Regions from separate parts of the Mus musculus genome. Here all the other regions are linked to region 2. A link is a loop called in an ENCODE intact Hi-C map of the cell type or tissue named here. Cell type or tissue: heart. All regions are shown on one strand. Region 1 holds the start of Serpinb6b (serine (or cysteine) peptidase inhibitor, clade B, member 6b). Region 2 has its middle 5.8 kb from the start of Serpinb1c. Region 3 has its middle 81 kb from the start of Serpinb6e. Region 4 holds the start of Serpinb9 (serine (or cysteine) peptidase inhibitor, clade B, member 9). Region 5 overlaps Serpinb6c (serine (or cysteine) peptidase inhibitor, clade B, member 6c). Region 6 has its middle 4.5 kb from the start of Serpinb1b.

Evidence for each region. A loop is a pair of places that touch in the nucleus more often than their neighbours do. Peaks named below come from ENCODE experiments on the same cell type or tissue, not always from the same donor. Only the 100,000 strongest peaks of a DNase experiment are listed, where the experiment ranks them.
Region 1: a loop joins it to region 2, with 5 times the contacts of the local background. A loop is called at or near these places in 24 of 42 quality-filtered maps.
Region 3: it touches region 2 in a loop (24-fold over the local background); 12 of 42 quality-filtered maps call a loop at or near these places.
Region 4: a loop joins it to region 2, with 9 times the contacts of the local background. A loop is called at or near these places in 11 of 42 quality-filtered maps.
Region 5: it touches region 2 in a loop (10-fold over the local background); 8 of 42 quality-filtered maps call a loop at or near these places.
Region 6: a loop joins it to region 2, with 4 times the contacts of the local background. A loop is called at or near these places in 40 of 42 quality-filtered maps.

The regions. Positions count from the first base shown.
Region 1 is chr13:32,962,304-32,967,303 of GRCm38, reverse strand. Serpinb6b (serine (or cysteine) peptidase inhibitor, clade B, member 6b) reads right to left here and starts at 2,043. Exons shown (of 7, transcript NM_011454.2): 1 at 1,761-2,043. In heart, a CTCF peak has its summit at 2,075 (motif pointing right); a DNase peak (open chromatin) is centred at 1,733; H3K4me3 peaks cover 1,189 bases; H3K27ac peaks cover 3,701 bases.
Region 2 is chr13:32,901,462-32,906,461 of GRCm38, reverse strand. It overlaps a transcript of Serpinb1c not described here. Among named protein-coding and RNA genes, the nearest start is that of Serpinb1c, 5.8 kb to the right of the region's middle. In heart, CTCF peaks have their summits at 3,050 (motif pointing left) and 3,821 (motif pointing left); DNase peaks (open chromatin) are centred at 3,051 and 3,731; H3K27ac peaks cover 839 bases.
Region 3 is chr13:33,760,240-33,765,239 of GRCm38, reverse strand. No RefSeq gene overlaps it. Among named protein-coding and RNA genes, the nearest start is that of Serpinb6e, 81 kb to the left of the region's middle. In heart, a CTCF peak has its summit at 2,257 (motif pointing right); no DNase peak of the experiment used is centred here; H3K4me3 peaks cover 484 bases.
Region 4 is chr13:33,001,670-33,006,669 of GRCm38, reverse strand. It overlaps Serpinb9 (serine (or cysteine) peptidase inhibitor, clade B, member 9), which reads right to left and starts at 2,129. Exons shown (of 7, transcript NM_009256.3): 1 at 1,975-2,129; 2 at 1-137. The coding sequence starts at 127. It overlaps Gm36181 (a long non-coding RNA gene), which reads left to right and starts at 863. Exons shown (of 3, transcript XR_382177.2): 1 at 863-1,075; 2 at 3,719-3,815. In heart, CTCF peaks have their summits at 1,747 and 1,949; DNase peaks (open chromatin) are centred at 969 and 2,019; H3K4me3 peaks cover 1,029 bases; H3K27ac peaks cover 2,369 bases.
Region 5 is chr13:33,892,038-33,897,037 of GRCm38, reverse strand. Serpinb6c (serine (or cysteine) peptidase inhibitor, clade B, member 6c) reads left to right here. Exons shown (of 7, transcript NM_001382852.1): 4 at 1,652-1,769; 5 at 3,092-3,234. Among named protein-coding and RNA genes, the nearest start is that of Serpinb6c, 11 kb to the left of the region's middle. In heart, a CTCF peak has its summit at 2,616 (motif pointing right); no DNase peak of the experiment used is centred here.
Region 6 is chr13:33,077,122-33,082,121 of GRCm38, reverse strand. It overlaps a transcript of Serpinb1b not described here. Among named protein-coding and RNA genes, the nearest start is that of Serpinb1b, 4.5 kb to the left of the region's middle. In heart, CTCF peaks have their summits at 1,595 (motif pointing right), 2,254 and 2,454 (motif pointing right); a DNase peak (open chromatin) is centred at 4,951; H3K4me3 peaks cover 232 bases; H3K27ac peaks cover 222 bases.

The DNA.
Region 1 (5,000 bases), 61 kb before region 2:
ATCAGTTATTTTGATTTATTGTTTTTCTGATATGATCATTATCCTTACATTCCACTGAGAGGTTACCAGGGTCTATAGTAGTCTGGGTGTGATTTTTACATCTGAATCTTTGCTTAACTGCTTTCAGCCATCGCCTTTGCCATTGAGAAGTCTGATTGACATTTGACCCTAGATCTATACTCCTTCTCTTGTCCTGAACTCACCCCTGACTCTGAGGGACTTGTTTCTCTAAGGCAGCACCTGTGGCCCCCTTCTGAGCTCCTCTTCCCATACTAACACAGAAACTTCCTCCAGCAACTTTCTCACGCCAAGCTAACTAGCCAGGGTGGCCAAAATGGCCAGCTCTGGGTTCACTGAGAGACCCTGCCTGAAAATATAAGGTGGAGAAAGCATAATAAAAAAAGATGCCAGGCACCACACACGTATATACACACATATGTACATACACATACCCACTCAAGGAAACACACATGATATGCAAAACAGTTAAATTAAAAAATAAAATACTATAATATTTGATATAACCAATCTACATCTCCCTGTATTTTTCAAATCATCTATAAATAACCTACATTACACTATACAATGTAAATGCCAAATAAACCACCCTTTATACCATACTATTTAGAGCAGAAAAGGAAAAACAGTTTAGCCACGTTTGAATTGGAGTCTCATCGTTGTGTCATCCAGGTTGACCTCCCACTCTTATCTTCCTGACTCTGTCTCTTGGATGCTGGCTTACCTACAGAACACCTAGCTTCTCCAAAGTAGTTTTTATCTGCTGTTGGTTTATATCTGCTGAGTCTGGTTGACTAAGTGTGAAATCCATGGAAGAAGACACAGGGATCCAAGCGAACATGCTTTAGGGAACAAAGTGTGAACCATACACCCTCTCTGTGTGACAACAGAAGCCATAGTGGGTACAGATACTCAGGGTAGTTCTCAAACACAAACAGCAGTCATTTCCTGTAACCACATTCACATTACTGGGCCCCAGCACGGCTCACAGGACCTTAACACAAATGTTATTTGATAGTCGGACCCTCCACACACAAACCACACGAGGAAGTGGGCAGCCTCAGGTACAATGCTCTCACAAGCAGCTGTTTCCCACATACCCTAAAAACGGTGTAAAAGAGCCAAACCTCATCTAGCTTCCTGACAGCACATGAATGCTAGATTTCCATACTTCCGATTCTCAAAATGGATTCAAGGTAAGAAGGAGGAACAGTAAGCCTGGGGCTCTGGGGCTGAGCAAGCAGAAGAACAGGCTCAGGGTCCACCAACAAAACAAAGGAAGGGAGGAAAACCTGAGCTTTCATCTGACACACAAACTTTATCAAAACTTCGCCTATGTCCCACAGACATCAAATCTTGCAGGATTCCACCACCATTGCCACGAGTGTGATAAAACAATAACAAACAAGAGAACAACAAAAACAAACAAAGGACAAAACTGGACAAATCCTGGGGTATTGATCCAAGCTTAAAGGCACTAAGGGTATGGGCAACCCCCTGAGAACAGCCCAACCCCGTCTCTAAGACGCAGGCTCACTCAGCCAATAAGAGGCCACAAGGGTGGCAAAGCCTGCCGCCCTGGACAGACTAGGTCCCTCTTGGTTTTGATACCTCTTCGTACCAATCCCTGCAGGATTCTTATGTCATGCCCATTCCATGCGCCAAGTTAGCTCCTCCCATCCAGGTCCCACAACCCCAGCACCCTACCCCACCATCTTCAGCCAGCTCGTAGCAGAGCTTACCTGGAACCCCAGGTTCAGGCTGTCAGCAAGCAGAATCTAGAGAAGGAAGAGCCTGTGCTCTGGCCTCAAATAGCTGCAGGGCGCAGCGTGGGGAGGTCCCAGAGTCAGGAAGTCCCAGGGGAGGTGTCAGAGGGGCTGTGGGCTGTCCGGGTGAAAAGGAAAAGAAACGGAAAAGCAGGATCGCTGCACTTTGACCATTGCCTGCAGTCGGGTTCAGCAGCTAGCTGCAGACTGGTCTAGTTAAATCAGGAATCCTCGCTAGCACTGTTTGTTTGCTATGACTACCTACTTCAGAAAACCAAGGGATTTAACCAAACCGCTTGGATGAAGCAATTAGAAGGGTGTCCACTAGGGGGCATGCAACGCCCGCCCCCCCCCCCCTCTTCCTCTTCTCTTCTTTCCCCCTCCTCCTCTCTCCCTGTCTTCCTCCCTCTGTGGGAGGGTGTGTTCCACACTACATGAGTGTTATGGCCTCAATGACTAAAATGTGCTAACTCTCAATGGGAATAAATGAGACAGCATTAAACAGAAATGTTGGGAGTTCCTTTCAGGGTTATAACCAGGGTCCAAGTTTTTGCCGAGTATGCACAGAAAACCACAGAAGCCTCCCTTGTAATTACTGTGTCCAAGACTCCACTACTGTCCCAGCCCTCAGGTACTGACATTTTATATAAATGGCAGAAAAACTCTAACATCTCACATCTCTCCTATCGAGCAAAAAGACCCGGTGGAGAGAATGCTGGCCAGGTTTAAGAGACTGGTCAGCTCTGGAGACCTCAGATTCTTTTCTGCCTTCTTCACTCTCACACCAGGACAAGGATCCCCAACATTGACCTTTCTGACATTTGAGTTAGGTGTGTCTCGGCTGTGTCTAAGCTGTAGCACCTTATAGAATGTTCAGCACCACACTGGCCTTTCTAGGTGTCATAACAGACCAGGCCACCACACCAGCTGTGAGATGTGACTCTTGACATACAGAAACACAAAGGAATGCTTCATTTAGCCTCTGCATTCTTTCCAGTGCAGCTTTATTGCTCTGGCTTATCCTTCTGGCCCACCCTTTTTCAAACTACAGGGCACATAGCCTCTGTACCTGTGCACATTAGGGTTCTTCTGTATAACTAACTTCCGGTTTATCATCAACAGGGAGCATTATTTCGGTTCTCTACCACAGATCTACAAGTCGTTACTTTAAAATGTTTGGGTGACCTCTCTAAAAAGATTGCACAGAATTCTCTCTTATCTCCTTTTCTGGCTTCTCTGAATTCCTTTGTGTGTATCTTGATAGATGTTTTGACTTTAAACCATTTCAAGGGTTGTCATAACTAGCATACAGCTAAGCTCCCGTCCATGTTAATTCACACAGAGTCATCCAGCTGGGGTATCAGTGTGTGCATTCCAATTAAATGAGTCCTGAGATGGAAAAATACCCTGGAGTGAATCCAGATTCTTAAAAGGATAAATACACGGAACGTTTGGTTAGTTGTGGAATCCATCCTCATAAGGACGGTACCTGATGGCGATTCTCTGCAGAGTCCAATTCCAGCCAGTCTTCTGGGTCTTTTGCCAAACTTATGTATGTACGTCCTGAGAAAAATCCATATTTTTGTTGTCTTGTTTTGAAATAAAGTCTCACTATATAGCCTATACAGGCCTCAAACTCTGACTTTCTGCCTCCACTGTTGATAGTCACGAGCCCTCATGCACACATGTAAAATCCGGCTTTTACAAGAATTCTTCTGCTAGCCAACCCAAACTCTTCCTCTTCTATACCTGATCAGTCTTGATATCTGACCACCAGCAACCATGTCACCCAGACAGCATCTGATCACCCTGGCTTGTCTTCAGCAGGGGTGAGAATGCCAGTCACTTGCAGTGTTTGCTCCTAGTATTTTTTTTTAACCTACCATCACCTGCCTGCTCTTTGGCTGTAGATTACATGATGTTCATACTGTGCCAAGAACTGAGCCTCAATCTCTGTCTCCCATTACACTACCCCATTGTTGATCCTGATGATTGTTAGTAATGGTTTCCATATTACAATCTCTTAGAAAGTTAAGAAGAGAATATCTTTTCTTGTCTATTTCCCAGAATGTTTTGGTTGGTTGGTTGGTTAGTTTTTTTTGTTTTTTGTTTTTTTTTTTGTTTTTTTTTTTGTTTGTTTGTTTTTTGGTTTTAAGACCTATCTCCCTCTCTGTTTTCTCTGTCTCTCCCCACCACCACCACCATGTGTGTGTGTGTGAGGGGGCGTGTCTTTGTCTGTGTATGAGTTGAGACAGACTTATAGAGCTCAGGATAGTCTCAAGTATTGCTAGATGAATTTAAAATGTGCTTTGTAGCTGATTATGACCTTGCGCCTCTGATCTACCTGCCTCTATCTTCCAAGTGCAGGGGTTACAGGCCTGCAACATGATGGACCAGAGAGGTAGGGGTGGCCAGAGTAAGGTCAGATAACAATGTGGTATGTATGTGCACAGACATGACACAGGCATTTGACTTTAGTATTTTCATCTAACATGGACCCAACTGCTGTTTTGTAAAGGAAAGACCCACTTGAAGTCCCTGTTTCACATATGGAGTAGGGTACACTGACAAAGCTTGACTACACAATCCCGTTGACTGCCTCTGTGAGGGAATTAAGTAAGAGGGAGAAAAGTGTGTGAAGAATTTCAAGGAAATTATAATCAACACACTGTAGACAATGTGCTTTCGCACATATACAATCATTCACACACATATACATTCACATACAGCACACACATGCATATCTATTGTGGTCCATTAGTGGATTCAGCTTGAGGTTTAATTAGGACACAGTGACATCTATATAGCTTAAGGCCATTGCTCTTTTGCCAAGGCAGACTCAGAGCTAGCCTCTAAAGTAAAGGAACTTCTCTGCCAACTGTGTCTCTTTGTGTGACTCTCACTTCCCAGCTCTCTCCTGTCTCCCTTGTCTTCCTTCTGTCTATCTGTGTCTCTCTGTGTCTGCCTTCTCTCCAGCTGCAGGAATTATCAACCAGTTCTTCTGCCTAAGCTCTGCTGCCAGCTCTTTATTCTTCTAAAAGTCACATTCCAGTCTGAACCAATCAGCAGCAGGACAACACCAGATATATCTTCTTGGGTTGCTCTTTGGCATTGAGTACTGTGTGACCTTCAGCATCAAAGCTTGCTTTTTAACACGATCATCGTTTCTTTCGGTAATTAATTAGTTTATTTACTTTACTTCCAGGTCTCAGCTTC
Region 2 (5,000 bases):
ATACTTTTTTTTCCACGTCATTCACTAGAAGAAAACTAGAACATAATCACATTGCAGTTTTATACTGCTTGAAAACTTTTTGATATATAAGCTGTAAGAGAAAAAAATAAAGCTGTTGGAACTTTGTTCCATCCATCTAATATGTATATATGTATGTATGTATGTATGTATGTATGTATGTAGAGCTTGTGTAGGTATGTGTTGGAAAGTTGTTCCATCCACCTTCCAGGTGTGTGTGTGTGTGTGTGTGTGTGTGTGTGTGTGTGTGTGTGTGTGTGTGCACATGATTATGTGTGTATATGTGTATATGTATATATGTTCATATGTGTATATATGTGTGTGTGTATGTGTATGCGTGTGTGTTAGTGGGAAATGCTTGAAACTAGCATGTTGGAAACTTAGTGTCCATTCTATGTGTGAATGTATATATTTCTGTCTGTCTGCAGGTCTATATGTATGCATGTATATGTGCATGTATATATGTACATATGCATTTGCATGTATGAAGTTATTGGAGTCTGCCTTTTGCTTCATCTACTCAGTGTGTGTGTGTGTGTGTGTCTAAATTTTCTCTCTTTCCTTTTTTATCTCTCTGGCCACTAAGAGTTAAAAGGGTTCAGAATTTTTTGCTGGACACTGGGAGTACCAGTTCTAGTATCTTAGTCAGAATTTTGCTTATGTGAAGAGACAGCATAACCAAGGCAACTTTTACAAAGATAGCATTTAATTGGGGCTGTCTTACAGGTTCAGAGGTTCAGTCCATTATCATCAAGGTGGGAGCAAGCATGGTACAGGAGGAGCTGAGAGTTCTACATCTTCATCTGAAAGCTGCTAGGTAAATACTGACTTTCAGACAGCTAGGAGGAGGGTCTTAAAGCCCACACCCACAGTGACACACTTACTCCAAAGCTACAACTCCAAATAGTGCCACTTCCTAGTCCAAACATATTCAAGCCACTACACTCAGTGAATCAAGCTTTGCTCCTCAGAGAATTGTATCGTCTGTTGAGTAATTTCTCTAATGCTGGCTGACAGAGGCAGCAGCCCCTGTGGGTCACTATCTGGACTGACCCTCATCAGTCCCTCTTAGTGCTAACTCTTGCCAGATGCTCTCAGCACTGACCCCAATCACCTACTCCACATCTTGCTGCCTGCCTCAGTTTACCCTGAGGAGTCAAAGCTGGGCTTTGAAAGCCAGTGGAATGGTTCAGTAGGTAAAAAATCCTGTCACCAAGACTGGCAACCTGGGATCAATCCCCTAGACCCACATGGTAGAAGGAAAGAATCCACTTCAGCAAAGTGTCCTCTGACCTTGTCATGATCATGGTATGTGGTGAACACACTAGGTGTGCCCACATGCTTGCACACTCACCAACAATTGTATAATGTGTCATAAAGTTAAAAATTATTATCCAGAGGTACAATCATGGAAATAACTTGCCTGTACAGTCACTTTTCATGGTGTTTTTATGCACAATAGTGAGTGTTTTTACTCAGCTACCAAGAATGAAATTATGTCTTTTGCACAACAGGGAATAGAACTGGACATCATCATGTTAATGAAACAAACCAGTCTCAGAAGGACAAACTGTAGGTACCCTCAGAGTCAGCTCAAGACCCCCAAGACCACACTCTCTACACAGAGCAGATTAGCCCAGTGGAACACAGACCAGGGAACAAGAGACAAAGACAGGAGCTAGAGGACTAGGAAGAGTGGGAAAGGAACAAGGGGAAGGCGGACAAAGGACTGCCTCTGGATAGAAAGGAGACAGACGTGGCCCACAGGCAGATGACGCCTTACAAAGGTCAAAGGGGAAATCCCAGGTTAGGATGAGCTGTTTAATTTTGGCCAAATAAGGAAATTGACCTTGATGGCTAGCTTTAGAAATGCAGTCTAACCATTTCTAGCAAGGACAGGAAATGGGGGCGAAGAGCAAGGCCTGATTCATGTTTGCCATTGTCAGGCCAGCTAAAGCCCCTTCACAAATCCTTGAATGTGGAACCCAGAGTTTTTTTTTAAAGATATAAAAGTGTGACTATTGGGGAGGAGGACCCATGTTCCCATGGAATGGGGACAAGAGACAGTAAAGTGGGGGTTGATCTGTGCTATGTAGGATGATATACATGTGTGAAAATGGAATAATGAAATGCACTATAGAGGCTAAGTTTAAAAGTTTAAAAATGAGATTTAGAGGCTAGCCTGTTCTACAGATGTAGTTGCAGGACAGCCATAGAGACTCTGTCTCAAAAATAAATAAATAAATAAATAAATAAAGTTTAAGACTGGGAGGGGGCAGTGAGCAGAAAGTAAAATGAAAAAGAAAGAAAGAAAGAAAGAAAGAAAGAAAGAAAGGAAGGAAGGAAGGAAGGAAGGAAGGAAGGAAGGAAGGAAGGAAGGAAGAAATTGATTAGAAATCAAAAAAGTTTAAAAATTAATCACATTTCACTATTTAGTAAAACATGATTGTGAGATTTATAATTCCTTATCAATTTAATGTGTCACAAGTCACCCCAAGACAGTTTCTAAACTGAGTGAGAGGAGAGCAAGATAATTCAAAATGCTTTCAAAGTATAAAGCAAAGGCTCTCGTGGTATCTGTGAGAATCCAGAGCACTGAATAGGCAGCACGTGTGAAGATCAGGACAGGCCTTAGCCTGTAGTAAATCACTTCTGCTCTCAAGGGTGGGGCAGCAAATATCACTGAGTACAGGAGTCTCCCTCTTCATGACTTCAGTTGTTCATAGCAATCCGTGCTCCGAAAATATACAATAGTAATGTTCCACAATGCCACAGATTTCAAGGGAGGCACTAGGCAGAGAAGGGCTGGCTGCAGAGGTGGATCCACCACAGAACCATTGCTATTGGAGCCAGGGGTTGTGCCACTGCAAAGTTCCCTCCATGAAGGTGTTTCCCAGAACTAAAGGCAGTGCTCTTCCAATATTCCTGTTGGGGAGTCGGGAGGTGGATGGAGAATGATTTAGTACAACTGCAGCCTGGGAAAGCCACAGCACACAGGGAAGAACTCAGCCTGTAAGAGGTCTGCGTGCGCCACCTAGTGGTCATGGGAATGAGGTCTACCAGAGTCGTGCACAACCAACTACCCTGACCTCCCTGAGTGTGTGCCAGATGAGGACCAGGGAGGTGTGATGGGGTATTCTCAAGCCTGTCATAGTGCTTGTAATGTTGAGCTTTAGAAGTTTGTAGGACCCGCCACTCTTTCCTTGCCTGTCACTGACTTTTTAAAAAGGAAATACTCTTAAACTGGACCTGTTTTATTGTGGAAGAAAATAGATTGTTCTATTTCACAAGCTCCCTAAGAATAATATTTTGAAATTCATATATGATCTTGGTAATACTAAAATAAAGTTGGGTGACATGGAATGAATATATATTCTGTATGTGAAAAGGACTATGTCCATTTATATTATGATAAATGACGGCTGGATAACTATGAATTCTCCAGGATCAAGGCTGGGCATCTGAAATAGCCTTCCCAGGAATTGTAAGGCATCACAGAACAAACCAAAACCAAGCAACCAACGAACCAAACAAAAACTGGGAGCACATGTGCATCTCTTCTGGCTTCTGTCTTTTAAAATGGAGGCAGAAGTAGAGCCACCAGAAGGCTATGGTCATTGGAGCCATGTTTTTTGCCACTGCTGATTTCCCACCAGAACAGTATTTCACAGAGCTGAAGGCTGGGTCTCCTCCCAGATTTCAGAGCTGCTGAGCTAATTTATGAAGTACAGCAGCAACCTGGGAAAGCCACAAGCACTGGAGTCATAGTCCTTAAGAACAGAGGCATGCCCGCCACCTAGTGGCCATGATGATGATATTCTCGTATTCAGTCAGGGGTCCCCATCCTGAGAATCTTGTGTAATCTTGGTTTTGTTTTGTTTTGTTTTGTTTTTATTAGATATTTTCTTTATTTGCATCTCAAATGTTATCCCCTTTTCTTGTTTCCCCTCCGAAAACCCTATCATGCCCCCCTCCCCCTGCTCACCAACCCACCCACTCCCGCTTCCCAGTCCTGTTATTCCCCTACACTGGGACATCAAGCCTCCTCAGGACCAATGGCCTCTCCTCCTATTCATGTCCAACAAGGCCATCTTCTGCTACATATGCATCTGTAGCCATGAGCCCCTCCATGACTACTCTTTGGTTGGTGGTTTAGTCTGGTTGCTTCATATTTTTCCTCCTATAGGGCTGCAAACCCCTTCAGATCCTTGGGTCCTTTCTCTAGCTCCTCCATTGGGAACCCTGTGCTCATTCCAATGGTTGGCTGCAAGCATCCACCTCTGTATTTGTCAGGCACTAACAGAGCCTCTCGGGAGACAGCTATATCAGGCTCCTATCAGTAAGATCTTGTTGGCATCCACAATGGGTTTGGTAACTGTATGTGGGATGGATCCCCAGGTGGGGCAGGCTCTGGATGGTCATTCCTTCAGTCTCTGCTCCACACTTTGTCTCTGTATTTCTTCCCATGGATATTGTGTTCCCCTTTCTAAGAAGAACCAAAGTATCTACACTTTGGTCTTCCTTCTTCTTGAGTTTCATGTGTTTGACGAATTGTATCTTGGGTTTTCCGAGCTTTTGGGCTAATATCCACTTATCAGTGAGTGCATACCTTGTATGTTCTTTTGTGATTGAGTTACCTCACTCAGGATGATATATTCTAGTTCCATCCATTTGCCTAAGAATTTCATGAATTCATTGTTTTTAATAGCTGAGTAGTACTCCATTGTGTAAATGTACCACATTTTCTGTATCCATTCCTCTGTTGAGGGGCATCTGGGTTCTTTCCAGCTTCTGGCTATTATAAATGAGGCTAATCTTAATCACTTCTCCAAGCGCCCACCTCCCAAGCACCACACACGATGTTTCTATCTTCTGATACCCACAGCGGGCATTATATTCAACATGGGAGTGCTCAGGAGACAAGCTCAAACCATATCCTAACTATAGCAGACATGAGTTCTGGGAGAGCAGGGTTGGTGGGT
Region 3 (5,000 bases), 860 kb before region 2:
GTTTTTAATAGCTGAGTAGTACTGCATTGTGTAAATGTACCACCTTTTCTGTATCTGTTCTTCTGTTGAGGGACATTAGGGTTCTTTCCAGCTTCTGGATATTATAAATAAGGCTGCTATGAACATAGTGGAGCATGTGTCCTTATTACCAGTTGGAACATCTTCTGGGTATATGCCCAGGAGACGTATTGCTGGATCTAGTAGTAGTACTATGTCCAGTTTTCTGAGGAACCGCCAGACTGATTTCCAGAGTGGTTGTACAAGCTTGCAATCCCACCAACAATGGAGGAGTGTTCCTCTTTCTCCACATCCTCGCCAGCATCTGATGTCACCTGAATTTTTGATCCTAGCCATTCTGACTGGTGTGAATGGAATCTCAGGGTTGTTTTGATTTGCATTTCCCTGATGATTAAGAATGTTGAACATTTTTTCAAGTGCTTCTCAGCCCTCTGGTATTTCTCAGTTGAGAATTCTTTGTTTAGCTCTGCACCCCATTTTTAATGGGGTTATTTGAATTTCTGGAGTCCAGCTTCTTGAGGTCTTTGTATATATTGAATATTAGTCCCCTATCAGATTTAGGATTGGTAAAAATTCTTTCCCAATCTGTTGGTGGCCTTTTTATCTTATTGACAGTATCTTTTGCCCTACAGAAGCTTTGCAATTTTATGAGGTCCCATCTGTTGATTCTTGATCTTACAGCTCAAGCCATTGCTGTTTTGTTCAGGAAATTTTTCCCTGTGCCCATATCTTCAAGGGTTTCCCCCACTTTCTCTTCTATAAGTTTCATTGTCTCTGGTTTTATGTGGAGTTCTTTGATCCACTTAGACTTGAGCTTTGTACAAGGTGATAAGAATGGATTAATTCACATTTTTCTACATGATTATCACCAGTTGTGCCAGCACCGTTTGTTGAAAATGCTGTCTTTTTTCCACTTGTCAAAGATCAAGTGACCATAGGTATTTTTAGATTGTCCAATTCCCTGTAAATGAGTAAAAGAGGCCTTTACCGGCCAGGCACCAGTCCAGGCACTTTGTGAAATCATAGTGGAATCTGCACCTGGGTCTAAAAGGCCCTCAAAGCTCTTGCCGTTTATCTTAAGGCAGAGTGTCGGGTGGTCTTTGGTAATTGCTTGAACCCAATAAAGGTCTGATGACCCTGGCTGCGAGGAGCCATGACATGTGCCCTTTGCTGGATAGGAAGTGTCTAAGGGTAGAGGCAAGGCTTGTGCTAAACGTTGCCCTTTGAATATAGATATTGGTTCTTGAGAGGCACTAACTAAAATTTTAATTTCTCCAGTGTAGTCATTATCTACTAATGAGGGATGGACAGTAAGTCCTTTTAAACTGGCAGAAGCACACCCTAATATTAGAAAATAAGTATTGGCCCATAGACCCCCTCAGGGAGGACGTAAACGTCATCCTTGGGTGTTAAAACTGTGTAGGCGGCAGAACACAAGTCCAATCATGCCCTACCTGTAGTGGCTCTGGAGAGACCAGTGGCTGATTTGTGGCTGGCTGTACCCCGTGGTCGGAAGAAAGGGGATGGTTTTGGGGACTCGGGGCTGTCCCCCATATCCATTTCCCTGAACAGGAGGCAGGGGATTCCCAGAAGCATCTGTGTGAGCTTGGCAGGTGTTTACCCAATGTTTGCCGTTTTTTGCAGCGTGGACAAAGAAACTTGGGCCGTGTAGGCCAAAAAGAATGGTCAGTAGTTTGCGCTGGAGCACCATTAAGGAAAGGCACAGTGGGACACTGTCGTGTGAAGTGTCCAGGCTGGCCACACTTAAAACAACTTTTCTGGGGGGCCGGCTTGCTGAAGAGCCACGCCTATTGCCATAACAGGCTGAAGAGCCGCACCAATTGCAAGATTGACTGCCTGGGACATCTTGTGAGTGAACATATCAACATCACAACAAAGATGAATCATCTCATTAAGATCCTTGTCCCTAATCTTACAGTGCAAGACTGCCTTACATGCCGAATTAGCATTCTCAAAAGCCAGTTGTTTTACAAGTTTATTGTCTGCATCCTCATGACCCAAGGTCCTCTCTGCCGTCTCAAGCAAATGACTCACAAATTCACTATAGTCCTCCTGGGCTCCTTGAATAATTTTAGTTAAAGGGAGTAATAACGGATTCTTTCATAGGAATAGCGCGCCAAGCTCCCAGAGCCAAAAGACCCACTGGGAAATGTTTCTGCCTGGCCTCTGCCGCATATTTTCCCTGACCAGAAAGCTTTTCAAAGGTCCAGCCAGTAGATGGCACTCGAGGGTTTTTCTGATTAGCCATTGCAATGGTCTGGCACTAATCTAGGAAATCTGCTTTCCATGAGAGAAATTGCCTGAGAGAGTCAACACAGTTTGGATCACTTTGATCCACTCACTAGGGAGCATATATCCACCTCCTGGGAGAGCCTCTAGGAGCGAAAGTGAGTAAGGGGCAGACGGGCCATAAGTTCTAACCGCAGAGTTAAGCTCTTTTAAGTCCTTGAAACGTAGTCTGTGGAACTCTGTTGGATAGGGACAGATACTTGCTCTTCTGGCTCAAGTTATACTTTGTTATCACTCTCAAAATCTTCCCTGCCCTCGCTGTTAGTGTCCTCAGAGAGATCTGCCTGGGGCGCTTCTAAAGGCCCAATTTCTGCAGAAGCAGATTCGGCATGGGTGACTGGGGGGCTGTTCCTCCCCTGTAGAAGTGGGCAGGTCACAGCTAGCAGCTCTCCTGGAGCGAGTGATTACTGGGAAAGCCAATGTTTTGGTTTTTACGGCTCGCGGAGCTTTTTTTTTTTTTTTTTTTTTTACGCTGCCTGAAGAAGCTGCGGCTGGAGGAGGATCCTTATAATTATTTGGGTTTTAGACTTACTGATCAAACTGGTTTTCCCTAGAAGATAGTTATTTACAGAGACAACTTAAAGACTTTCTCTTATTTCTGATTAATAAATATATAAATTATACACATGTGACTATAATAACCTTTCAAACATTCTAGTTACAATCTCTCTTCAAGAGAAACAATTGAAAGTGTAATTAGTCACTGTCCATGTTATATTAAAACCGACTATAACAGTCCAGTATTTAAGTGGTTTTGTCAAAAATTTTTTAATTCTCAAAGACAAGGTATTATAAAACTTTAAAACTCTATCTTCTTTTAAAGAATTTTGGAGTGAGGCAAGCTCTGTAGAAAGGCGGGCATACTGCTGCTGGAGCTCTAGATCTTCTTGTAATCCTGCTACCTGAGACTCTAGGTTGTCTTTAGTATCAATGAGAGTAGGAACCTGCAGAGCCTGGGGCCACAGCATAGGAGCACAGATCAGTGGCAAATAGAGCAGAGGGTTGCAAGGAGGGACTGAAGCTCACAGCAGTCGCTTGGGTTTATGGGGCAGACTACCTCTTCCTCTAAAGTGTCTGAGTCTCCAGAAATTAAAGGGCCTTCAGCCAAAGATTTTTTTTAAAGACTGGATTGATCAGTGGCGGATTGGCAGGCAAAGTGCTTACCCTGACATGCAGTTAAAGAGCAGCCTGTGGGACTTCAGGCCTGTCTGCAGTATTTGGAGGCTTTTTAGTAGGGAGGGAGCCCTCTGAAGCTTCCTGAGACAAGGGACAGAGGCAATATTCTGCCACTGACAAAAGCTGCTGTTTCTCTGGATCATCAACTGCATTTTCTATCAAATCATGGATTAGACTCCAACAAGTAAATACATTCCCAGGGACAGCATCGGGTGGGCCCTGCTTTGCCAAAATTTCATTTAATTCTCTACCTACTCTTCTCCATTTATTTTCTTTCTTTTTTTTTTTTAGTGATTTTTTAAACATCATTTAAATTTTTTTTAATTAGGTATTTTTCTCATTTACATTTCCAATGCTATCCCAAAAGTCCCCCATACCCTCCCCCCACCCCCCTACCTACCCACTCCCACTTTTTGGCCCTGGCGTTCCCCTGTACTGGGGCATATAAAGTTTGCCTGTCCAGTGGGCCTCTCTTTCCAGTGATGGCCGACTAGGCCATCTTTTGATACATATACAGCTAGAGTCAAGAGCTCCGGGGTACTGGTTAGTTCATAATGTTGTTCCACCTATAGGGTTGCAGACCCCTTTAGCTCCTTGGGTATTTTCTCTAGCTCCTCCATTGGGGGTCCTGTGATCCATCCAATAGCTGACTGTGAGCATCCACTTATGTGTTTGCTAGGCCCCAGCATAGTCTCACTAGAGACAGCTATATCAGGGTCCTATCCGCACAGTCTTGCTAGTGTATGCAATGGTGTCAGTGTTTGGAGGCTGATTATGGGGTGGATCCCTGGATATGGCAGTCTCTAGATGGTCCATCCTTTTGTCTCAGCCCCAAACTTTGTCTCTGTAACTCCTTCCATGGGTGTTTTGTTCCCAATTCTAAGAAGGGGCAAAGTGTCCACACTTTGGTCTTCGTTCTTTTTGAGTTTCATGTGTTTTGCAAATTGTAACTTATATCTTGGGTATTCTAAGTTTCTGGGCTAATATCCACTTATCGGTGAGTACATATCATTTGAGTTCTTTTGTGATTGGGTTACCTCACTTGGGATAATGCCCTCCAGGTCCAACCATTTGCTTAGGAATTTCATAAATTAATTCTTTTTAGTAGCTGAGTAGTACTCCATTGTGTAAATGTACCACATTTTTTGTATCCATTCCTCTGTTGAGGGGCATCTGGGTTCTTTCAAGCTTCTGTCTATTATAAATAAGGCTGCTATGAACATAGTGGAGCATGTTTCTTTCTTACTAGTTAGAACATTTTCTGGATATGTGCCCAGGAGAGGTATTGCGGGATCCTCTGGTAGTACCATGTCCAATTTTCTGAGAAACCGCCAGCCTGATTTCCAGAGTGGTTGTACAAGCTTGCAATCCCACCAACAGTGGAGGAGTGTTCCTCTTTCTTCACATCCTCGCCAGCATCTGCTGTTACCTGAATTTTTGATCTTAGCCATTATGAATATTGATGCAAAAATACTCAATAAAATTCTCGCTAACCA
Region 4 (5,000 bases), 100 kb before region 2:
GAACCATAGCTAGAGCAGAGGAGATGCTCGCAGGAGAATAACATACATTTTTGGAAGGGTTGCTTTGACATAGCATCTTCAAAAGATGGATGGCAAAGGTGCCATTTCCTTCAGACAGAGTATTCATGATGCAGAGTCTGGAGGGAAAGGAGATATAAAAATCAACGTAGAGCTGAAGGTTCATTGTTCTCAGGCAGGGAAATCTGGGACTCTGTTTCTGGTTGTCATTTCAAAGGTCATAGGTACCTTAAATTAGATTTCAAAAATTCATTCTAGATTACAGTCCTTCCAATTTTAAGGTTATTAGCTAAGTGTGGTCATTGCAGCAAACCAAACTAGCTTCTTCTCATCTGCACAGGGAGAACGCAAGATCATCAGGAGCACAAACACAAAACACAGCAGAGAGAGGTGGTATTCAGCCTTCTCCCATACAGACCAACGCCTCTCTTCTGAAGACAATAGAGTTTGAAGAAGGAAGAAGAGGAAACGAAGAAGAAAACAACCAGGAACATTGGGTCCTCTTGCCTGACTCAGCAACTCTGTATCCTGGACGCTGCCTGTGAAGACTCCTGTGTTACCCATGAAGAATTAGACAGTATCCTCCCCACTTTCGAGATGCTACAGAAAAGACACTGAGATGCTAAATGAGACCCAAAGACAAGCTAGCATTATTACTGTGTTGTGTATTGGGGAGCATTCCCCTGCAGTAGCTGCTCAGAGGACCTTGCATCAGCTGCAGGCACCCTGGCTGCTTTTCTACTGATTATGACTCATCTTCCAGATGGATGGACAGCTTGGCCCAGACTAAGTGACTGCTCCTGACACTTTAACCCAGTTCTGAGTCCCTGTGCATCCCATGGCTGTGCTCTCACTGTTCCAGGGTTCACCTTTGAACCCTCACATATGTTCAGAGTGCTTCCTACTGAGTTAACATGCAGATCACATAGCCTAGGGAGCATCAGAACACTCAAACCACACTTCTTCCCATTCCTCAGACAGAGGGACACAGCAACCTGAGAGTGTACTCGGATCCTCTGGCTCCTCCCCTTATGACTTCCAGGGCTCTGGAGGAAAGGTGGGGCTGCTTTATTTCAAAGACTTACTCTCTGGCTAGTCCTCTCATCTAACCCAGCTTGCCCCCTTCTCCTGCATTCCTGCCCTTATGTCACTTTAAAGTTGCTTCTGAGTCCTTGAAGTGCAGTTTATTTCACCTAGAACATTCCCTACCCCATCCCTGTCACTGAGTTCAAACTACTCCCCTTTCCCAACTTCATTGGAACAGGACAGCCTCAGGGCCTCTGCTCTCCTTCCCTAGTGCAGCTTCCCCACCCCAGGTCTGCTCTTAAGTGTCACCTTTCTCTTAAGTGTCACCTTTCTCTTACTGATTGCTGTCCTTTCTACTCCATATTCTGGAGCTCTCTGAAGGTAAGGGGGATGTCTGGCACTCTAATAGTAAGCATACTCAAATAAAGGGGTATTTGATTTCTCAGATAAAGTTATCAAAGATATGATCACTGTCAGCATGGAGTGAATTATTTTATAAATGAGAATGAGCAGTGCTCAAATTTGTACCAGAGACCCCAGATGTTTAAAGGGTCCGGAAGTAAGAGAGGGATTACTTTGCAAGATCCACAGGGAGAAGACAGAGGCTTTCAAATTGCCTAGGTGGTAAGGACTGATAGAAAGCATAAAAAGATACCAGTGGAGAGGCCGCCAATATCCTGCAGTCCCCAGGCCTGGCTCAGGAGGAGCCAACACAGCTTAGAAACCAGCCCTAAGATCTGCATCTCTGCCATTGGCCAGCTGGAGATCCTAAAGGAGTCACCATTTAAAAAGCTCATCAGACATTACCTCCCAGCTGTCTCTTTCCCTAACTAAGCAGTCTTGTTTTCCCTCCTGGACTCAGCCTATGCCTTGTAAACATGACCTCTGCGGGTCCCACAGCGCCACCCCGAGCCAGATGCCCGCACCTACCACAGTTGCGGCTTCTCAATCCAGCGTTTGCAGCCTTGATGCTCCCAGTAGGCTTTCAGAGCTGCCTGTACAAGGCAGGGACTTCTGGTTTTGTGCTCCTGCTCAGGGGCGGGGAGACAGGCTGCTTCTGGCTCTGGCGACCACAGCAGGAAGAGGATGAGTGGGGGTTGGGAAAAAACTGGGTCCTTAGAGAAAGTGAAAGTAGCAGGAGTTTTCGCTGTGCACCAAGGGAGAATGTCAGGGATTTTAATAAAACTCTGGGCCTGCGGGGTGGCAAGTGGTAGATGTGAAGGGTGCCCCGTGTCTAAATCCATTTCCACACACCCAGCCTCCTCTCCTGGCAAACACTAACCCATTTTCTGGCTTTTTTAACCAGTCATGAGCACTTTGTTTAAACAGAGTATGCAATCATGTGTGTGGTCTTTTGCTAAACAGATGTTTCTGAGGCTCAGCCTTAAGTGTTCAAGGTGGCAGTGACCGGGGCACAGGCGACAGGCTTGCCACACGATGTGAGCTGTGGGCATTGGAATATGTTTAAAAAAAAAAAAAAAAAAAAAAAACTCAACTCAAGTGAAACCACCATTCTTGACTTTGCCAGAGAAAGAAATTTCTGAAAGAGATCGTATGAGATGGAGTTGGATTTATTGAGAAGCAAACACAAATATATTTTTAAAAAGTAATACAGAAAGGGAAGAAAAGTAGGAAAAGAGAGAATGAGACACACCTAAGCATGCAGGGCTCTCAAGACGAGCATGGCTGCAGTGACTCAGCAGTAGCCTCATGTGTGGCTTTGGTGGCTCTCAGATGCTACATCTTACAAAGTTGCTGAGAAAACCTCATTCTCCTTTGTAGTTAATAGAGATTCAGTATTTCTTTGTTCAGTTATTTAAGGACAAGCTTTTAAAATGACAAAGAATGAAACTATACGAGGCCAAACGCATAAGTAGAACTTCAACATAGGAAGCCTTGGTGGGAAACAGGAAAGAACATTAGGAAGACTTCTCAGACACAGGAGAGGCTCACCCTGTCTATAGGATGAGTCACCCATTTTGCTAACCTTGAGAGTCCATTCAATTTTAAACCCTGTGGTATACTCAATCTAGAAAGCTTTCTTTCCCACGTGTTCTCCTTGTGGCTCATGGCTTTTCTCCAATCTCTTCTTCCCTGAAGCTTGCTGTGTTGCTTTTTGGCTTCTCCAAGGTGCTCATCCTCTCAGCTCCATTTTCCACAAGAATCTCCTCACACCACTCTCCTCTAACCCCTGACCCAGCAGGAAGTGACAGCAGCTGCAGGACCTTTAGCTCCTGGCTTTCTTGATCATCTTGCTTGAGGCAAGGTTTGGCTTCCTTACCTGCAACATCTGCTTCCTCACCCTCTGTCCTCCACCAGCAGGAGGAGATCCAACCTCCTGTCCCTTTAGGTTACCGTATTTTCTCTCCTTTGATCAACAGCCAGTCTGACCACCTCCTGTCTTAACTTTTGTTCTTGGGGTCACTTTCCCCCTGATCCCACGTCACTGAAGCAGCTGGCCCACTGCTATCTTCCTCTTTGTCCTTGTATCTTTTTTTTTTTTTAATTAGGTATTTTCCTCATTTACGCAGTATCTCCTTTCTGTTCTGCTTCTCCTTCCTCACCCCAGCTCCATCTCATTCAACAATGAACCAACTTATTTTTTTATTCTTGGCTAGAATGTTCTAGCCTTTTATCTACTCACTCACCCCCCAATTTGGTTTTCTGGATGTAGTCTATTACTACATGGACCTGCCCTTGAAAACAGCACCCACTCTACAGAGCACAGGTCCCACAGCAATACGCTTCTCCATGGACTTCGTCTCCCTTAAGTAAGTTATTGTGATCATTCTCAGTGCACTTCCTGCTTGATGGCATGGACTCTCATTCTTCTCTCACTTGGAGAATTTTATGGAGTCAAAATTTTCCATATTTTTGCTGCTTGGGGCTTCTATCCCAGAGAGCTACAACAGCAACCCCCTATGCCTAAGTTCCCTTCCTTGTGTTTCCTAAATAAATATGACTTTATGGGTACCTTGCATAGGAATTATAGTCAGGCACGATAAAGCATGGGTTAGAAGGCTGCCAAGGCATCTCTTGGACTATAAATAGGTTTTCTTCTAAGAGTCCTAGGAATTTGCATGCTCACATCTGGAAAAGGAGAATGACTCTGTATGCTTAGGCTGTAAGCATGATTGCTGTTTTACTCTTCTTCATTGAAATATCCATGCAGAGAATGAGTATTGTGTGCATGTCAGCAACCGTCACAGAACCTGTTAACTGGGCTGGCAAGAGTCTTAATCAGACCCGGGAATGTAGGACTTCATTCCTTTCCTGAATCTGCTTAACTATTTTGTTCTTTCCTTAGTATCTCAAGACAATATTTGTCAGACATTTGTTTCTTTGTCTGGTTAAAGATATTATCTAAATTAAGTTTGTATTCAATCAGTCAGCGTTAGATTGTTTCTATCTTTTATCTGGTATTAATTTTACTATGAATGTCTATGTATAAATTTGTGTATAGATATATGCTCTCTTGGCGTTACCTAGGGTATAGCCCAAGGAATTTCTGGGTCTTATGACAACTCTACATTTCATACTCTGAAGAACTAACTACCTACCTAATGCTTTTGAGGTCTTCTGTGTATTATATGCCCCACCAACAGGCTATAAGTTTCAGTTTCTTCCCGTGCATGTTTTTTCTTTTCTTATTTTAGCCAATCGGTGTGATAAGGTTACTCATTTACGGTTTTGAGTTTTCCCTGATGAGTAATGATGTCAATCATAAGCTCATGTGCTCACTGAACCTTTAAAAACCTTTCTATAAGACTGCCTACTCACATTACTTCCCATTTTTCTTGAGGCATCATCATCTTCATCTTCGTCATCATCATATTGCAAATGAATTGCATGACACCAATTTCTTTTTTTTTTTTAGATTTATGTATTTATTTTAATAAGTACACTGTAGCTGTCTAAAGACACACCAGAAGAGGGCATAGGAGAAGAAGCCACCA
Region 5 (5,000 bases), 990 kb before region 2:
CGTTATCAATGTCACTGTCATTTCATACACTATATAAGAAAGTAGATTTTTCTTTTGTTTGCCTCGTGCTCATGATTAGTTCCCTTTAAGGCCCTGTGAATGTGAGGCCTGTCCTTCACTACTGCAATGAGCCACTGGACCACACGCCACCATGGGTTGTGCTTTTGCAAACTGCTCACTGCCTGAAACTGAGCTTCCTGACATGGTGGCCGTAGACATATAACTACTCAAATTTCATATCAGGAAGTACAATAAAATAAAATGGATATTCAATCTCATAGCTTCCATAGCCACATCTCTGGTGTCTGTCTCTATAGGTGACACTATTCTGAATGGTGCAAATTTGCATTTCTTTTGGCATAGCAAACTGTAGTAAAAGGTCCAGCCTGTGCACAATGCAGAGGTGTCATAGCCAGTGAGGTGGCCTCTTAGAGTGACAGCAGTGTGATACTGCATCTGAGGGTACTCCCGATTACCTCCCTGAGCTTCAGCTACTGCCTCAGAGATCCAGTTGTTCATGGTGCACTTTAGTGGTTCTCATCTTTTTTTTTTCTCCTATTTATTTTATTATTGGATATTTTCTTCATTTACATTTCAAATGCTATTCCAAAATTCCCCTATACCGTCCCCCTGCCTCTTCCCCAACCTACCCACTCCCACTTCCTGGCCCTGGCCTTCCCCTATACTGGGGGATATAATTGCAAGACTAAGGGCCTTTCCTCCCAATGATGGCTGACTAGGCCATCTTCTGCTACATATGCAGCTAGAGACACAAGCTCTGGGGTTACTGGTTAGTTCATATTGTTGTTCCACCTATAGGGTTGCAGACCCTTTCAGTTCCTTAGATACTTTCTCTGGCTCCTCCATTGGGGGCCCTGTGTTTCACCCAATGGATGGCTGTGAGCATCCACTTCTGTATTTGCCAGGCACTGGCATAACCTCACAAGAGACAGATATATCAGGGTCCTGTCAGCAAAATCTTTCTGGCATATGCAATAGTGTCTGGGTTTGGTGGCTGTTTATGGGATGGATCCCCGGGTGGGGCAGTCTCTGGATGGCCCTTCCTTCTATCTCAGCTCCAAACTTTTCTCTGTAATTCCCTCCATGGGTATTTTGTTCCCCATTCTAAGGGGGAATGAAGTATCCACACTTTGGTCTTCCTTCTTCTTGAATTTCATGTGTTTTGCAAATTGTATCTTGGGTATTCTAAGTTTCGGGGCTAATGTCCACTTATCAGTGAGTGCATATCATGTGTGTTCTTTTGTGATTGGGTTACCTCACTCAGGATGATATCCTCCAGATGCATCCATTTGCCTAAGACTTTCGTGAATTCATTGTTTTTAATAGCTGAGTAGTACTCCATTGTGTAAATGTACCACATTTTCTGTATCCATTTTTCTATTGAGGGACATCTGCGTTCTTTCCAGCTTCTGGCTATTATAAACCAATCAGCATCTTATGTCATTCATAAACTAAGCATAATGCTAGACAGCTGGAAACAGGAAGGATGGATTTTATACTCTTTCTGTATGTTTGTTTACAAGTCATATCATACAGGATTAAATTTTGATTATCTGCTTTTGGGCATTGGCAAAGAGGCTGCTGGTGCTAATCACTTGCATGGCTGTATAATTTTGTTGTTCTGTCTCAGTCTTTTAAAGATTCCTGCCACAAGTTCTATGAAGCAGAGATGGAAGAGCTGGACTTTAAGGGTGCTACAGAGCAGTCCCGACAGCACATCAACACCTGGGTAGCCAAAAAGACAGAAGGTGAACAAAGTTTCTCTGTTTTGTTTGTGTTCAGTGCTAGGATTTGACTGCATGCCCTGGGAATCCTGAGCAGGATCTCCTCTGCCACTGAGCTATATTTACCCCATCCATGTCAATCAGTTGGCTTATATTGAAAAAGTGGTACATTTATGTGGGCTTGTTTGTTTATTTGTTTGTTGTGTGTCTATGTTTGTCTGTGCACACCTGCAGTTAAAATCACTCACAGATTTGGTTTTTTCTTTCTGCCAGTGTTGTCCTGGGATTCTACTCAGTTCTTTAGGTTTGGTAGCAAGCACCTTCACCTGCCAGGTTATCTGTCTGTTTCTAATATTTTTATTTTTGTTTTTGGAGACAGGTCCTCACTCTATAGCTCTTACTGTGTTATAACTCACTATTTAGACCAAGGTGGACTAGAAATCAGAGATCCACCTTCCCCTGCCATTCAAGTGCTAGGATTAAAGATATGTGCCATCATTCCTGGCTTTGTAGTCTATTGCTAATAATCATATTATTAGTACCTTTGCAAGAGCTTCAAACAATAATGACTTTTCTTCATTAAATCAGGAGTTCTTTTGACATGCCTGGTGTTGAACCTAAGGACTTGAATATGCTAGGCAAAGCAAAGTATTCTAAAGTTGGTCTGCATTGCTAGCTCTAAATCAGGAATCAGAAAGCTTTTGAAAAAATTTTTGAGACAGGGTTTCTCTGTGTAGTGCTGGGATGTTCTGGAATTCAGTCTGTAGATCAGGCTGCCCTTTGATCTGACATCTTAGATGTTGGTGTCAGGGTTGTTGCTTTTAGGGATATGTGGTCCTTTTATATCAAGAGAAATCTCCTATGTAAGGTTCTGACCAGAGCAGCAGGTGGCGCCATTTGCCTGTCAGCCCTTTGCACATATCAGCCACTTTTGTTAGGTAATTGGGTTAGCTTTGTTACTGTTCTATTGCTATGAAGAGACACCCTGACCAAGGCAACTCTTATGAAAGAATGCGTCAAACTGGGGGCTTGCCTACAGTTTTAGGAGGGTTATTTCATGATCATCATGGTAGGAAGCAGATAGACATGGTGGTGGAGCAGTGGCTGGAAGTTTTACATCCTGATCTACACAGGCAGCAGGCAGTTAGAGAGACTGGGCCTGCTGTCGGTTTTTGAAATCTTAAAGACTACCTCCACAACACACCTCCTCCACCAAGGCTGTTCCTACTAATTCTTCCCAAATAGTTCAATTGAGGACTGAACATGCAAATATATGATCCAATGGGGGTCCATTCTCATCCAAACCACAAGTCTTTAATTAATTTTAAAAATCTTCCCTCTTTCAGATAAAATCAAAGAGTTGCTATCTCCAGGTACAATACATTCAAACACTCCACTGATCCTCGTGAATGCTGTCTACTTCAAAGGAAAGTGGGAGAAGCAGTTTAACAAAGAGGACACCAGGGAGATGCCATTCAAAGTCAGCAAGGTAACCACAGTGCAGTAACTAAGGAGACTCCTGGGCAAGGTCCTCTGTTCACACTGGTTTCTAAAACATAAGGAGGTTCCTCATGTAGCCTGTGCTTCTAGTGTCTCTGGGCAGCCCTTCAGGCAGGACCCTCTCTCAGCTGTGAGGAGGTTCTCTTCCCTTCTCCTTTTGCATGTTGCCAATGATGGCTGCAGGGTATATGGTTTCAGTCCTGGCCCTGCTTCTGTCAAGGGCTATCCTGTCACTGGCAGATGTTGAGGCCAAACCTGATGGCAGAGCTCTGCAGTGGTGTTTCATAGAAGTTTGAACATAAGAAAATCTAAACTCCAGATGTGGTTTATGAGTCTCCTTCTGGCCCAGAATGCAGCCCATTCCTTGTGCACAGTCCGGTCGTTTCAGTGTGTCTTCTCAGAAGTGCTGTCTTGTGTTTCCTGCCTCCTTCAAGAGGACCACACCTCGTGTTGGTTCCTACAAAGAGGGAAAATAACCTTTCTTATCCTGTTGGAAAAACAGCTGAGGGCAGAGAGCTGTCTAATGAGTGCCTGACTTATGGTTGGTGCTCAATAAACACTGAAGCACTGAGTGAAATTTACTTCTGGTTTGATGGGATAAACACAATCTGGGACATGTTACTGGAATATGTTTTTGTAACCATATTACTTTTCCCCCTCATCTCTGTCTCTTCCTCCCTCCTCCCCCCATCACCTGGTGCCTATGCTCCTAGGATGACAAGAGAAATTAATTACATCACATTCTGGATCATTAACCAGACCTCAGATCTTTAGGCTAACTTTAATTGAACCTACAGTTTATTAGGAAATGAATTTCATTTCATGCTTTATTTTAAATAAATTCTTCAGTTTTTCCTGATCAAGTATTTCTTTTCTTTCTTTCTTTTTTTTTTCCATTTTTTATTAGGTATTTAGCTCATTTACATTTCCAATGCTATACCAAAAGTCCCCCATAGCCACCCACCCCCACTCCCCTACCCACCCACTCCCCTTTTTTGGCCCTGGCGTTCCCCTGTACTGGGGCATATAAAGTTTGCGTGTCCAATGGGCCTCTCTTTCCAGTGATGGCCGCCTAGGCCATCTTTTGATACATATGCAGCTAGAGTCAAGAGCTCCGGGGTACTGGTTAGTTCATAATGTTGTTCCACCTATAGGGTTGCAGATCCCTTTAGCTTCTTGGGTACTTTCTCTAGCTCCTTCATTGGGGGCCATGTGATCCATCCAATAGCCGACTGTGAGCATCCACTTCTATGTTTGCTAGGCCCAGGCATACTCTGACAAGAGACAGCTATATCAGGGTCCTTTCAGCATAATCTTGCTAGTGTATGCAATGGTGTCAGCATTTGGAAGCTGATTATGGGATGGATCCCCGGATATGGCAGTCTCTACATGGTCCATCTTTTTATCTCAGCTCCAAACTTTGTCTCTGTACCTCCTTCCAAGGGTGTTTTGTTCCCACTTCTAAGGAGGGGCATAGTGTCCACACTTCCGTCTTCATTCTTCTTGAGTTTCATGTGTTTAGCAAATTGTATCTTATATCTTGGGTATCCTAGGTTTGGGACTAATATCCACTTATCAGTGAGTACATATTGTGTGAGTTCCTTTGTGAATGTGTTACCTCACTCAGGATGATGCCCTCCAGGTCCATCCATTTGGCTAGGAATTTCATAAATTCATTCTTTTTAATAGCTGAGTAGTACTCCATTGTGTAGATGTACCACATTTTCTGTATCCATTCCTCTGTTGAGGGGCATC
Region 6 (5,000 bases), 180 kb before region 2:
AAATGGATGACTTCTTAATTCATAATGATGATCCTATAAGAATTTATATCAGTATTTATTAAGGTCTTTTATAGTAGGGCTGCTATTAGGTGTTTTTCTGATAGTCAAAACTGCAATGAGAACTCTGTCAGTCTCCCATGCATCCCCAGTGAATTGCTTCTAGATAGTAACCAGACTTTCTACTACTCAGAGCACATTCCAAAAGGTTGCAAAGCAATTAACCAAAAGTCATAAAAAGGGAACTAATGATTTATTTTAGGTGCTAGAACAGAAGATAAAATATTGACTGTGTTTATCTATACAAAATTTCACTAATAACTTAGTTATGATTTTTCATTTTCAGTGAACCTGTGGAGCTGTGACAGGTGATCAATGTTAAGCCAGATAATTACTCCTAATGGATATGCATGTAAACATTCACTGCTGTAAACTTCTTATTCGATTTATGATGTGAATTTATGCAAAGTGGTAGTGAACTTTTTAACATGTGATCATGGATTCTGAAAGATGTTTAAGTGCTTAGGACAAAGAAAAGAGTCAGAACTGAGCTGAGGATTACTTTCTAGACACAACATGTTTTAGTCAGATCTGAGCAGAAGCTGCAGAGAGAGCAGGAGGGGCAGGCAGGCTTCTCCTAACCATGGGACAGAACAGATCTTTTCTTAATAACAAGGCAAGCTGAGTCTTATTAAAGAAACAAAGCTTTCTTCTTAAAAACTTGGGTTTAATTCACTTAGCATTAAAAGGGTAGAAGCTTTTACTTCCTCTATGCAATAAAGATTGGAGTTCATTTTTCATCCAGAATGCGTGACTTCTTTCTGCACTGGTGCTTGGTCTTTTGCTCCAAATGCATATGTAAGTATGGATTGTGTATATGTATGGAATTGTGAGAATGTATGCAAGCTGACTGGTTTGAATGGAAATGTATAAATATGCATGTGTGAATCTGTATATGGATGTATCTGAGTTTATGGATATTTGCTTATGTAAAAGTTCTTCCTTCTGTGAACATTATTCTCTTCTCCTAAATCAATAGAAGTTTATTGCTCCAAAGAGAAGAGTGAGAAAAATTTTCCCCTGCCCACTTAGGACCTTTCTGCTTTTCCCCTTTTTCCTAGAGAGCTTTTATAGGTAATTTTTTACAACTTAGAAATAAATGCTATAATCACTTTTCAAAATGTACCTTTTTCTTCGCACTACTTCTACCAGCAGGCTGAAAGTAAGAGCCGCGCATTTCCTGCTGAGATAGAACAAAGGCCACATTACTTAATCCCCTGCTGCTAGACTTCTGGTGTCAATACCTAGCCAGCAGCTTCTTACCCTCAGAAGGAGCAAGAAAAATTTTAGGACCTTTTAGTATAGTATAGAATCAGCATTTCAGTATAGTTAGAGAGCTAGACCGTCCAGAGACCCTCAGTCTTTAAAGCCACACCAGAGTCCTACTCTGTGTCTCTGTCTCTACCCTCTCCAGGCCGGGAGGCTCCTGGCACCATATTGGCAGCGCTGTTCAATGCACCCTCCTGATTGCAGTTTACAGAGCCATCAGTGGCCACACCTCTGAATCCTGGACCCTTAGCCACAGGTTAAGGCTGGAGCATCCACTAGAGGTCACTCTGGTGACTTGCTGGTAAGCTAGACATTAACCTGTAGAGTCTGCTAGTCCCTTGGTATGTCACCTGGGCCCAACTTTTAATGTATCATTTCATTCTGCAACTGAATTCTGTTGTGCTTGTCTACTTAAGCCAATTGTGTTGAATATCAATGTACCAAGTCTGGAAGGATTTTAAACAGCAAAAATTTGTCTCAAGGCTCTGCACGCTGGGAAGTTCAAGTTCAAGTTGCCAGCAGGTTTGCTGTCTGCTTTCAGTATAGTATCCTGTGAAGACAGTGAGATGGTTCAGGGGGTCAAGGTACTGGCCACTAAGCCTGAACACCCGGATTTGAAGCCTGGAATCTACACACAGTAGAAAAAAGAACTGACTCCTGAAAGTTGTCCTCTGACCTCTGTGCAAGTGCCACAGCAAGCACACTCATGGCTGTGTACACACACAAATTTAAAAACAAAACAAAACAAAAACTTGTTATGGTGTCCTCAAAGATGGAAAGTGGAATCAAATAAGGTCTAACTACACCTTTTATAAGGTCCCAATCAAACTCACAATGTCTATTTTAATACTGTTAGAGGATTAACTTCCAATATGAAATTTACAAACAACACATTCAAAATGCAGTATCCCGCCCACCAGCCCTGCTCTCCTTGAACTCATGTCTGCTATAGTCAGGATATGGTTTGAGCTTGTCTCCTGAGCACTCCCGTGTTGGATATAATGCCCGCTGTGAAGTATCAGAAGATAGAAACTTCGTGTGTGGTGCTTGGGAGGTGGGGGCTTTGAAAAGTGATTAAGATTACACAAGATTCTCAGGGTGGGGAGCCCTGACTGAATAAGAGAATATCATCCTCATTACCACTAGGTGGCACTCATTTGTCTGTCCTGTAGTAGTTGTAGTCGTCATCGTTGTCCTCCAAGTCCCGACCCCACCCCACCCCTCTGAAATCTGGGAGAAATCCCTGCCTTCAGCTCTGCGAAATACTGTCCTGGTGGGAACTCAGCAGAGGCACAAAATCTGGCTCCAAGGGGCATAGCTTTTTGGTGGCTTCTTATCTGCTTACATTTTTTAAGACAGAGAGAAACCAGAAGAGATGCACATGCTCTCCCAGTTTTTCTGTTTGGTTGATTGGTTGTTTGGTTTTGTTTTCTTCTGTGATGCCTTACACTTCCTAGGAAGGCTATTTCAGATGCCCAGCCATGACCGTGAAGAATTCATAGTTATCCAGCCACAGTGTTTTATTATAATAATATAAATGGACATATTTCTTTTCACATACAGTATATATTCATCCCATGCCACTCAACTTTCTTTCTAGTATTACCAAAATCAGATATAAATTTCAAAATATTATTCTTAGAGTACCTGTGAAACCAAACAATCTAGTTTCTTCCAAAATAAAACAGGTCCAGTTTAAGACAGAATTTTCTTTGTAAAATTCAGCGACAGGCAAGGAAAAAGTGGTGGGCCCTACAAACTTCCAAATCTCAATATTACAAGCACTGTGACGGCTTGAGGCTTGAGAATACCCACATCACACCTCCCTAGTCCACATCTTGGACACACACTCAGGAAGGGCAAGGTAGTTGATTGTCCATGGCTTTGATGGACCTCATCCCCAGGTGCATAAACGCAGCAGCTCTTACAAACTGAGTCCAGTGTTTGTGACTTTCCTAGGTTGTAGCTATATTTAATAATCACACACACACACACACACACACACACACTGCCCCTCCCTGGCTCAGTTTTCTTGCCTTTATTTCTGTGAAACACCTTCCTGGTGGAAACTTCACAATGACAATCCCTGGCTCCATTAGTGATCATTCTGTGGTAGGTCCACTTGAAATCCAGGAGAATGTGCCACACAGATCCCCCCTCACAATCAGCTGACCTGAGACATCTTGAAACAACTTCAAGGACTTCAAGAAGGACAGCAGAAACAAGGAGTGCCACATTGGAATGTGGCAGCTGTGGTATCCCGAGTCCCCACAGCACACTGGGTCCCTTCCTTGAAACTCTTTTGTCTGAGGCATTCTGGTGTGTGGTAGGCATGGCAATTGGGATAATCCCTTGATGACTTTGACTTGCTCTGGCTTGCAGTAATGAATAGCATCTGGCTTCTTGCCACATGAATCTCTTGATCAAAGGCTAGTTTTGGCAAAGCCTTCGTAGTCTTTTCCTGAGCATGTACTTTCTTTCTTTAACATGGTAGAGAATTTCACTAGCACTCCCTGCCTCACTTCGCCCTCTCTTCTCTTCTCCCTGCTCTGCCTCTGCTATATCTGTATCTGTATGTTTCTCTCCCTCCCACACACACCCTTCTCTTGTCCTCTGTGTGTGTATTGGGGGGGGGGGTGTAGGAGAAAGAGAGAGAGAGAGAGAGAGAGAAAGAGAAGGGGAGGAGAGCAAAACTAAGCAAGGAGAGAGAGAGAAAAACTAAGGATTAAGCACAGACAACCTTTCACTGTATATATCTTGAGGAAAGCATTAAATTGTTCAAAATGGCTTCTAACTGGCCATCTTCCTGTGTCAGACCCCATTTGGCTGGGATAACAGTCTTGTGTGTACCTCCGTACCTGGCTTCTCTTTCCATTATAAGTTGTCTTTTATCTTTTTGCCTTCTTTTATTGAACATTAAGCAATTGTGTATTCTCAACAGTTTGCTTAGAGATTTTGATTATTTTGATTATTATTTTTTTTTACTTTCACATAAAATCATCAGGCATAATTCTGCCAAGGTCACTGTCACTTTCTGAGAGGCCAGTCTTTCCTTGGATTTCTCACACCTTGTTCCTCATTTCCATCTTAGATACACTTGGAGGTGCCTTTACAACCCATGTTTCTGCCAACATGCAAATCTAAGCCAAGTAAGAACTCTCTCAGCATGGTGAGGCCCTCACTACAGTTCCCTATTATGATCTATCACCACTGTCATCCTTAAAGACCCAATAGAAATCTCAAACTCTTCCAGTCTCTGTCATCACTCACAGTGGAAGCCACTGTCACGGCTGGGGTGGTTGTGTAGTCACAGTGAAAACATGATGCTAATATCTTACTTTGTGGTGTTATAACTCGATAGTGAAACTGAGAAGTTTACTTACAAAATTGTTTCACTTTTTGAGACCGAAAGCTTGTGGGAAGTTCTGTGTTAATGAAGGCTTCTCTCTGCTTCCAAGATGGTGCCCGCTTGCTGAGGTTTCTGGGAGATGAGGCTCGCCCTCATGAAGCAGAAGAGATGAGAGCGGCAGCCCATCCACTCCCTCTGTCTTAGTCAGAGTTTCTACTGCTGTGATAAAACCACATGCCATGACGAAAGCAACTTGGAGAGGAAAGAGCAGGTTGATTTCAGTTCCTACTCAGGCCACGGGTCCCCACTTGGGGAAGTAGGGGCA